Linked DNA regions of Homo sapiens: region 2 is linked to region 1. A link is a contact called in ENCODE Hi-C data. All regions are on one chromosome and are shown on one strand. Each heading gives the region's core, a stretch centred on a gene start or an enhancer-like site at or near the end of the contact. The rest is flanking DNA. Distances are from core to core; before and after follow the strand shown. Region 1 overlaps LOC105378275 (a long non-coding RNA gene). Region 2 has its middle 100 kb from the start of LINC02659.

Region 1 (5,087 bases), core at 187-2,686:
TCTTCTTGTTTGTCTCTCAAGAGAGTGGGTGAGTCCTTGCTAAGCAAAACAAAACAAGACCCAGAAACTATAAGGGAAAAGACTCATGCATATGAGTACATAAAAATAAAACTAAAATTCACCAATGAAAAATATGGCAGAAGTTAAATTTAAAAAAAGGTCAAACAGGAAAAATACTTGCCAAACAAGTCAGAAGAAGAACATGTCACTATTGTAAAGCCAGGGATTACAAATCTGTCACCAAAATGCCACTCAGTGGAAAAATTGACAACACACATGGCAGTCCACAGAGAAAGAAAAGACTAAATAATAAAGAGACAGCATAGGATTGCTCACCACTGAGCCTGGAAAAAGGTAAACTGTCCCACATTAGCCAGTGTGGCAAGGTAGGGGGAGGGCCTCTGATGCTTTGGGAGAGCAACTTTGTGCAATGGCAAGTGTGTGGTATTACCTGTAAAGGCAAAAGACGGAACGTACCTAAATGCCAATCTAGAGGGACTTGGGAAAATGCATGATCATTCTTCTCTAAAATAAAATACAACGCAGTTTTGAAAAAGAATGAGTGAGTCTGAATGTGCTGAAATGTATTGTTATAGCAAAGAAACTTGGATTCAGAAGAGTAGGCACTGACTGCTCTAATTTGATATGAAAAGGATACGAACGCAATGAACACAAGTGAATACATGGGCTTACATATGTGTAAGATGTCTGGAGGCCCAAAAAAACTATTCATGATGGTTACCTCTCGCAAGGAATCTGGGGGTCTGGTTGTGAGGGAGATTTGCTATCATTTTTAAATATTTAGATTTTTTTAACACGCGCTTGCCCTACTTTAAATGAAAGAGGATTGGATGACACCTTGAGAATGCATCTGATGTACGAAACATTCATGTTTGTTAAACAAATATAATAGGACATGTCTCTTGGAAATCAATTATGATTTGCAAAGTTGGCCCCCTAAGTTCCTAAGTTTTGTAAAAATTTGAATTCAATTCCATTATACTTTCAAATTTGGGGAGCAGGTGGTTAGCAATCCAGATGTGAGAGGAACTGCATGCCAGCAGTCACTTTCAGTTTTAAGGAGAGAGGCTGACTAACCTCGGTGAGAGGGCCCTTAACAGAGAATGGCGGATGTGGCTGGGGAGAGAAAGCCGCAGACACTGCTTACAGCTTTTCCTGTCACACAGGGACTCTTGCTCAGCCTCTGCTCCTTTTCCTTCGGCCTCTTAGGGATGCACATTTTTAAATGATTCTCTGCTACTCTTCTGCACTGAGAATGACTTTTGTTTCTAACGTTTTTGGTATAAGATTTTCAATTATTTCCTCCGCCCTTTGTCTGACCCAGGTTGGAGTCTATGTCTTCTTCCTAGATCTTCCCACAGTTTTGGCTGTGAGGCCATTGTGGGAGTCCCACAGAAACAGGTTGCAGCCTAGTCACTGAGCAATTGCTCATATATCCTTTGTGAGTTCCGAGAATGCCGAGAGCTTTCCAGAGTAGTCTGGAGATAACATCCTGGACCTGTCCACACTTACTTTTGAAACAAAGCAGATGTGCCATAATTAGTGGTTGGTTCCATATTTTTTGGAAGACGTAATATTTTTTCCTGAAAGAATGCACAGAACAGATGCATTCCACTGCAGCAGGCTGAGTGTTGTAACAGGAACATGCACAGGAGTTTATGGGAATGGAGGTGAAGGAGACTGGGAAGGGTGCAAAGGAGGAGGATGAATTGTCCAAGTGGAAAGTGGTCCCAGAACAGAATTAGAGAAGGCGGAGGTATGACAGAGTGGAAAACAGCCTCTAATGGAATAGGCCAACTAGGTTAAAAACACACATGTAAGAAGCTCCCAGGGGCCTCTGCACTAACAAGGGATCTTGAGGATATGAGAGTGATGGGGATGTTTTCCACTCCTTCCCTTCTGCTAAGTCATTCCCTTTGGGCACAGAGAGACCTGGCTCTAAGGTAGAGTTCCTACACTCACCAGGTGTGTGTCAATATGGAAATCTCTCCTTTTCTAGAGACCCCACTTCCTCATCAGCAAAATGTAAATATTTAGCACCAGTTTCACAAAATCTTGTGCCTGGCACGTAGTAGTTGCTCAATAAATATAAGCTTCCATTTTCTCTCATGAATTCCTTTAGTGTAAGTACTACTTGTTCATCCACTTGGCATTCAAAGTCTTCCGTGTTTTGAATCACTCATCACACAAACGTGACCTTCTAATGTCTCTGAATGCTAGACTTTGACTTTAATAATAGAAATGACTAATAATATCTTAGCAAGACACTTCTAACTCGGAGTTAGATCCTTCTATCATATGCACCCTGTGATGCAGCTGGCCTAGGACCACTATGGTCCCCAAGAGACAGATGCAGAAATGGAGGCCAAGGCCCAAGTGCCTTGAAAGGCCACTAAGTTAGTGACCAGCTAGCCAGGACTCAACCCACTGACTCTCTTGCCTGAGGTGGCTACAGTCCTTGTCCGGCAGGTCATTAAACATCAAAATCACAGGGTTCTTCCTTTCCAAACGTTCTTACTTTTTTGCCTGTGGAAACCTATTCATTTTCAGGGTCCATCTTTTTTTGTGTGTGTGTAAGACAGGGTCTTGCGCTCTTACCCAGGCTGGAGTTCAGTGGTGTGATCTCAGCTCACTGCAACCTCGACCTCCTGGGCTCAAGTGATCCTCCCACTTCAGCCTCCTGAGTAGCTGGGAATACAGGCACACACCACCATGCCTGGCTAATTTTTTTTTCATTTTTGTAGAGATAGGGTTTCTTCATGGTGGGCCCAGGCTGGTCTTGAACTCCTGGGCTCAAGCAATCCTCCTTCTTCAGCCTCCCAAAGTGCTGGGATTACAGGCATGAGCCACCCTATGCCCAGCCTAGGGTCCATATTAAGACTTTTATATTTCAGAATTCTTCCAACACCAGTGTGATGGGTGTGTGTGTGTGTGCGTGTGTGTGTGTGTGTGTATGTGTGTAGAGAGAGAACATGTGTGATCTGAATGTTCTGGCATTTGTGTAGACACCCTTTGGGGATTCTGGCTATGCCTATATAACAATTTCTCCTTCGTGGGAAGAAAGCAAGGGTAGCAGGCTGTGACCGTGCTTTTTGTTTTTCAGCAAGGAAGAGCCAAGCACCGCATGACTCTTGTAGAAGATGGACTTTGCAGACTGCAAAAGGGGAAAGGAAAGGGGCGTGTGATGTTTGTAGGTGCCTTGGTAGAAAGTCCCTCTTTGCCTAGAAATTATTTAGGCATCCTTTTATAATGCTTCTGGAAGAACAGAAAGAAAAATCTATTTCCTGAATGAGATAAGGATGCTTTTCATTGAGTGTCAGTATTGAACCAGCCCCAACTGAAATGAGAATTGTACTTGGATGTCACTGTGGACCCACCCCCTCAGTCCTAGTAAAACCAACACAAGGGGTTGGGATTCTCCCCGTGCCCTACTTGAAATGATTGCTGGTTCTTGGGTTGAGCTGGCGTTTGGTGGCCGGCACCCATCTGCTATTGCCCCTAGAGGAGGTGAGTATGGTTCTGGGTCCCTGGCTGCTTGGGGCAAGGACACTGAGGTTGAGATCCAGATGTTCCTTGTCAACAATGCTGTAGGAATTAAAGAGTCTTTACAGCCCCTTAGTCCCGACATTTCCATCTCCTTGAGCTGAAAATAATCAAATTGAGGCTGACAGGGGAGTCTCCCCAGGTTGCGGAGTTCCTGTGGGCGAGCCTCCTCCATCTGGGGGACACCTGCACACCTGCAAAGTGCTCTGACCTGGGGACGGTGACGGTGTTGTGGTGAGAGGGATCCAGACCTGCCCTTCAAGAGCCTGCCTTCTGTCTGGGGGTCAGGTAGATGGCTTGCTGGGGAGGGCCACCGTCCTGGAGGCGGATAGGGTGGAGGGTCAGGAGAGGCCTCACAGGGAAGACTTATGCTACAGAGGGGTTATTTTCCTCAGGACTTAATAGGACTAAAACTCCTAAGCTAAGTTTTAAAGTAAGGCTGGGTGCAGTGGCTCACGCCTGTAATCCCAGAACTTTGGGAGGCCGAGGTGGGAGGATCGCTTGAGCCCAGGAGTTCGAGACCAGCCTGGGCAACACGGCGAGATCCTGAAAGTTAGGAAAGTTAGGCTGAGAGGGTCGAAGCCCAGCCTGCCTGGTGCTCAGGACACCCCTGAGCCCTGAATGGGGCTGTCTGGGGCCAGGGGGAGGGTCTGGAGTGAGCGGCAGTAGATGAGCTGCGGCCAAGGTGAGCCCAGACCTTCGTGGGTGCCTCTCTCTGGACCTGGCCCCCCTATGGCAGTGATTTCCGGTGCCTAGAGGGGCAGGGCTGGAAGCACAGAGAGGTGCGGTGGGGGACCGCACCCCTTGTCGGCGTCAGGTGTGGGGTGCAGGAGGCCTTTGCAAAAGGCCCCTCGCAATGCACTGACAATTTCACAGCGTTTATGATTTATAGCCGGGCAAAGTGAGTGGGAGTGGTCACCAAAGAGTAGATTAATGATTCCATTATCACACATCTTAGGTTTTTAGCTTTCTGGAAACGAATGTTCTTTGCTTTAAAACATGATGGCTGGCCTTCTCTGTGAACGGCGGGCCTCCGAGCGTTTCCTGTGGAGCTGGTTTCTGGTGCTGGTGCGCCTGTGAGATGGGCGGAGGGGCTCTGCGGCTGATCTGGAGCTTCCAGAAGCAGCCCTGTGTGTTTTTCCATTGGATGTGACATTCCATAACTAAGGGATTAGTGGACCCTTTGTTGTTCTCAGTCTTCCTAAAATGATGAGAGGAATTCCTCCCAGACTCTCTAGAAGATGCTTTAGAATAAGCTAGAGAGATTTTAAAAAATAATCTTGATGAGGCTTTACAAAAAGAAAGATCGATGGTCAGGGCTTACGTACCATGTAAATTGACACTTGAGACAAGTTAGCTGACAGCCATACTTATTCAAAGATGAATAAAGAGAAAAAGAAAATACACTGTGTGTCCTGGGAAGAGCTTCTGGGGCTTAATGGAAATTAGGAATTACCCTGATAACTAGAGGAAGGTTCACTGATAAGATTAGAAAAGAAAATTTCAGAGGAAAAAAGAATAAC
Region 2 (4,599 bases), core at 12-2,511, 190 kb after region 1:
GGGTGGTCCTATGTGAGCTGGAAATAATGTTCTTGGCTGCCGCTTCCTTCTCTTTCTATTTTAGTCCTCAGGGACATGGCTTTTTTGCTTCTTTGAGATTTGGGAGTCTTGAGGTTTTATTGCAAAAAAAAAAAAAAAAGAATTCTGTGTGGTTTTAGAAGGCAAGTCACTTTTGAGTAATTTAAACCCTCATTTATCTAAACACGGAGGCTGAGGACCTCTTAGCGAACTGGGTCCCATGTTATAAAACTTTTGGCAAAGATTTGTCATCTATCCTGTGCTCTGCCCACACTCTTACCTAGCAAGTCCCGTCGTCATCTTTCCAAGCCAGTTTGGTCCTGCTGGTTTCTCTTCTTAGGTGTGCATTTTGTGCATGTATGTGCAGATGCCTGTGCACATGAGCGTGTGCTATACAGGAGGTCATGTTACAGAGAGCAGAGGCTGCGGCTGTTTACCAAGCCCTGCAGCCAGTGAGGTTCAGGGATAATTAAGAGAAATCTCCCTTGGCAGAAATGTGCCTGCTTGGGTCTGCTTCTCATTTTGGACAATTGGAAAAGGCAATCACTCAAGTTTTATTGATGCCAAAGAGTTTTTCACAGTCATCAATATGGGTTACAAAAATGAAGTTGTTGACATCTTATTTCTGGGGTTTTTTCTTTCAGATAATTGTAAGCCCTCAAGCATCATATATTCTGAAATAAGGCAGTTCCACCCCAGAACATAGCATTTTCAATGCACTACATGCAATTGATCTTACGGACATTCTGCCAAATTCCTGACCAATCATATCCATCTGTATCTATCAAGCGCATTCAGAGTTCTCTCGCTGCTGTAAGACAGAGGAAGAGTAAAATCTAAGAGTAAAGTCAGAGTAAAATCTGACCTTGATTTTACTCCAAGAGGTGTGAGATAAGATTTAAATTCTACATGACTGCTTTTAGCTATTTCTTAACATGATGTATATTTTGGGTATTAATTCCTAGGGTGTTGTAGAGTTTAGCTTGCTCCCTTAAGCTCCCTGTTAGTTAGGTCTTCTGGACTGCTTTGTTTTTACTCTTGGACCAACCTGGGCTGAGGCTCTACTTGGGAGCTCAGTTCAGCAGCTGTGAGCCCTGATTATCAGCTCTCTAGGTCCTAGGAACTCATTCGAATATCTGCTAGGTTTCCCAGCTTCCACGGGCTGGAAGAGGACATCTTTCCTCCCCATTTGCAGAGAGACAGCAGCCCAGGACTGAGCTCTTGGCAGCAGCCCTCTGTCCCTGTCATAGAAGGCCAGGCTCTGTGCCCAGATGATCATGATGGGGCATAAGGCTGGCTTAGCCAGTCAGGGGCTGCCCTCTGTGAGCTCAGAGGAGACTTGGGCAGGCCTTGGTGCCTGCCCCTCATGGCATGAGGAGCCATGCTGATCTCATGAAGGAGGAGCCATTTCCCCCAGGTCAGCTCCCTGAGGGCTCAGACCTGAAACCAGGTGCACAGGAAGCTGAGTCACTAGGGGCCAACACAGTTGCTCTCAGCCCTGGGGAACGCAGGGGAGCTCATTACAGCTGGCAGAAGTCCTCACCATAAAAGCAGAGGTATTTACTAGCCCAGGAAGGAAATGGAGTGACCCATATGTAGTATTACCATGGAGGAACTCTATGAAAGTCACAGTTTTAGCCATCTTTTGTTTAAGATTAAAGAGCTAAGTAGAATAATGGAATAAGTTGAAGGTATTTGTCAGGCCACCGGGATGATGTCATTTGCTTTCTGTCATTTCTAAAACTGGAGCCAATTTCAGAAACTGAAGCCACCCCTTGCCAAATTATCCTCCTCTATTCTAGAGGGTAAATACTATTCTAGACTGCTCTTACCAATCTCCACTGAAATCCATGTACACATCTATAGTTCCTTTTTGTGGAAAAGAAGTCAAAGTTTAAATAAGTTTCCCAATGCCACAAAAGAGTTAAACAATCTGGACATTTTTCTCAGACCACCTCCTCTATCATCCATCTAAAAATGTGCTTCTCCCTCCAGATATGTGCAATGCTGCAATCAGTTGCCATGGAGACCACACTCTGGCCCTGTACCCTCAACAGCATGGTTAAATAAGTGGTAATGTCAGACCTCTCAAAGCATCTTGGCGGCCCCAATCCAGGTCCCAGAGCTCCAGCCAGCACAGGCCTGGCCAGCGTGGGCACCGGGCTGGGAGCTTGTGGGAGCCTGGGTGGTCTGGTGCATCCCTGGCCAATGTTTAAATGCTGACTTCACGTGTGGGGTTGCCCTGGTGGGTTGCGGTAGAGACACTCCTCCCATGAACTGCTGATAAGAATGAACATTGTAAAAGAAACAATTTGTAACTGGCTATGGCAAACTCTTCTTTGCCATGGGTCTGGATTCATGAAATACAACATGACCCCAACAGAGCTTTAATGTGTTCAGGAGCTGGTTGTTCTTTACCTTCCTCTTGCCCCTCTAATGAGTGATTACCTGCATGCCCATACCCGCTGATGCCCAATGTACACACAGCTAGAAGTATAAATGAGTGCGTTGACCACCGAAGGTCAAAAAATATATATATATTTTTACATGATATTGCTATAAATGACAGGACTGTGGGTCTGAGCCTGCTGGAAAGCAGCTGACTTTAGGTATTCTGTCAGTGGCCTGTTGGGAAAGCCCTGCCCAGCTGGGTAGCTCCATATGGCACCATATTGACCAGTTGCAGTGTCTTTCTTCTGGATTTTGAAAATGAGACACACACAGGGATGTCAACATTGGGCCAGGGTGAGCCAGATGACTCACAGAGAGGGTCTGTGAGAAGACGCCTTTGGATAGCAGGGCGTGTGTGGGCTCAGGGGCATTTGATTGGCAGCAATCAAACGGGGATGCAGAGATGAGAAAAGTCAGATCTCCATGTGGGGTACAGGGCAGAGTGCAGAGCACACTTGCCCAGGATGGGGTGAAAGATGCCTCCTTGCAGTTGGCCTGAATTTTAGATATTTTTCATTGGTGGATGCTTTTCCCTCTCATCTTGACTTCTCTCTTAGGATGAAACCCAAAGCTGTCCTCACTTTTCCTGCCAGACAGATTTCCTTAAGTGAGCCATGTGTTGGTAATGAAATCCTGAACCCACGCGGGGTTAGACAGAACCAGCAGTGCTTGATGATCTATCAGATGTGGGTGAAGACAGAACAGAGCAAGGTATGACATGGTGCCCAGCCTCTGCTTGGCCACAGCCATGGAGGACCGGGCGAGAGAGTGCAGAGAGCGAGGTGGTGCTAATGTGCCCTGAAAAACAGTTTCTGACCTGCGTGATGATAAAATGAATCTGAAGTGCCTTTCAAAATTGTTTATTCTTCCTCCCTTTGCTGCTGTTTCTCCTCCCCTTTCCTCCTCTGCTTCTCCTCTGCAGGGCAGCACATCCATTGAATGTCTTATCAGCTTCCCTGGTGTTTTCAGGGCAAACAGGCCCCCTGATCCATCTCTTGAAGGAAAATCTTTGTTATGACATTTCTAGCTCAGAGCAAGGCATGCTCGATATAATTAATTGGCAATTCCTTGGGATGGAAAAGTTCTGCCAAAAATGTTCTGAGTTCAGGGTGAGCATGTAAATCCTTTCTGAGCTCTGATCTGCAAGCTTGGGGGCAGGAGATCACAGAAATTAATGATTGGCATCTTTTCTGCAGTCAATTTCCCTCTAAAGGTCAGCAGTGGCAAAGCACACCTGGGAAGCAGAGCTTTGTAGAACCTGATAAGAATAAGCACCCCGTGCAGTGTCACTACATGCCACGCTGTCTGTTCTAGCTCATATGTGTGCTAATCCATTTGCTTTTCACAGCCATGTGAAGAGGTACTTTTAATATCCCATTTCCTGGATGAAGAAACTGAGGCACAGTGAGGATAAATAGCTTGCATAAAGACATAGGATGGGAAAGGGCTGGGCTGAGCCTGTGGTTCCGGTCCAGGCTCTCGGGCCACCACACCCCATCCTGCCTTTCTGTATCTCTGCATCTTCCATTGCTCTTCATCTGATGAGCCCTAGGCTTGATTACACCTAGATTTCTCTCCATACTGCAGCCAATTTGAAATTATTTTCTTTAAGTTTTTAGGGGGAAAATACTTTCCTATAGAATTAACCAATAAGGAAATCCTGTTCAGAGAGGACCCTTGCATGGGTTTGCAGCATCAAGGGATTGCTGTCTGTTAGGGTGAAGATGTGGCTAAACTTAAAGCCTGTCTCCTGGAACTAATACTCATCTAGAGGGGTGGGCCCCTCCAGTGCTACTGTGCCCCCTGCAATGGTACAGGCTCAGCAGTTGACACAGGGCTGCTATAGGTGCATGAGCCCATCTGATCTGCACAGGAGTGCAGTGTGCAGGACCCAGGGTGGAGAATTTGGGATTGCACCTTCATCTTCACACTTCCTTTTCCCCTCCCCTTCTCCTTTCCCTCCCTCCCTCCCTTCCTTCCTTCCCATTTTTTCTTCCTCTTTTTATCATGGCACATACATGCTCTGACTACATGCCCCATACAACTCACTGAGCTGACATGTGCTCAAAGACACCAGTCTGCTAAGTGTAGATTGAGGGCAAATCCTTTCTGAAGCCCTCAGGTCCTGAG

What was found. A loop is a pair of places that touch in the nucleus more often than their neighbours do. Pooled maps may share reads with other maps.
Region 2: a map with no recorded cell type shows a loop between it and region 1 (5-fold over the local background). The contact joins two enhancer-like sites. A Hi-C loop is called at or near these places in 9 of 37 single-sample maps with no recorded cell type and 6 of 50 pooled maps.

The regions. Positions count from the first base shown.
Region 1 is chr10:43,815,383-43,820,469 of GRCh38, forward strand. LOC105378275 (a long non-coding RNA gene) reads left to right here. Exons shown (of 3, transcript XR_945906.4): 3 at 3,125-3,362. Among named protein-coding and RNA genes, the nearest start is that of LINC00619, 27 kb to the right of the region's middle. RefSeq lists a silencer at 1,185-1,385. Within about 2 kb of position 1,437, at least 14 of the 41 ENCODE cell types and tissues checked have a DNase peak (open chromatin) inside an H3K27ac peak, as active enhancers do.
Region 2 is chr10:44,009,683-44,014,281 of GRCh38, forward strand. No RefSeq gene overlaps it. Among named protein-coding and RNA genes, the nearest start is that of LINC02659, 100 kb to the left of the region's middle. RefSeq lists an enhancer at 1,135-1,214. Within about 2 kb of position 1,262, at least 5 of the 41 ENCODE cell types and tissues checked have a DNase peak (open chromatin) inside an H3K27ac peak, as active enhancers do.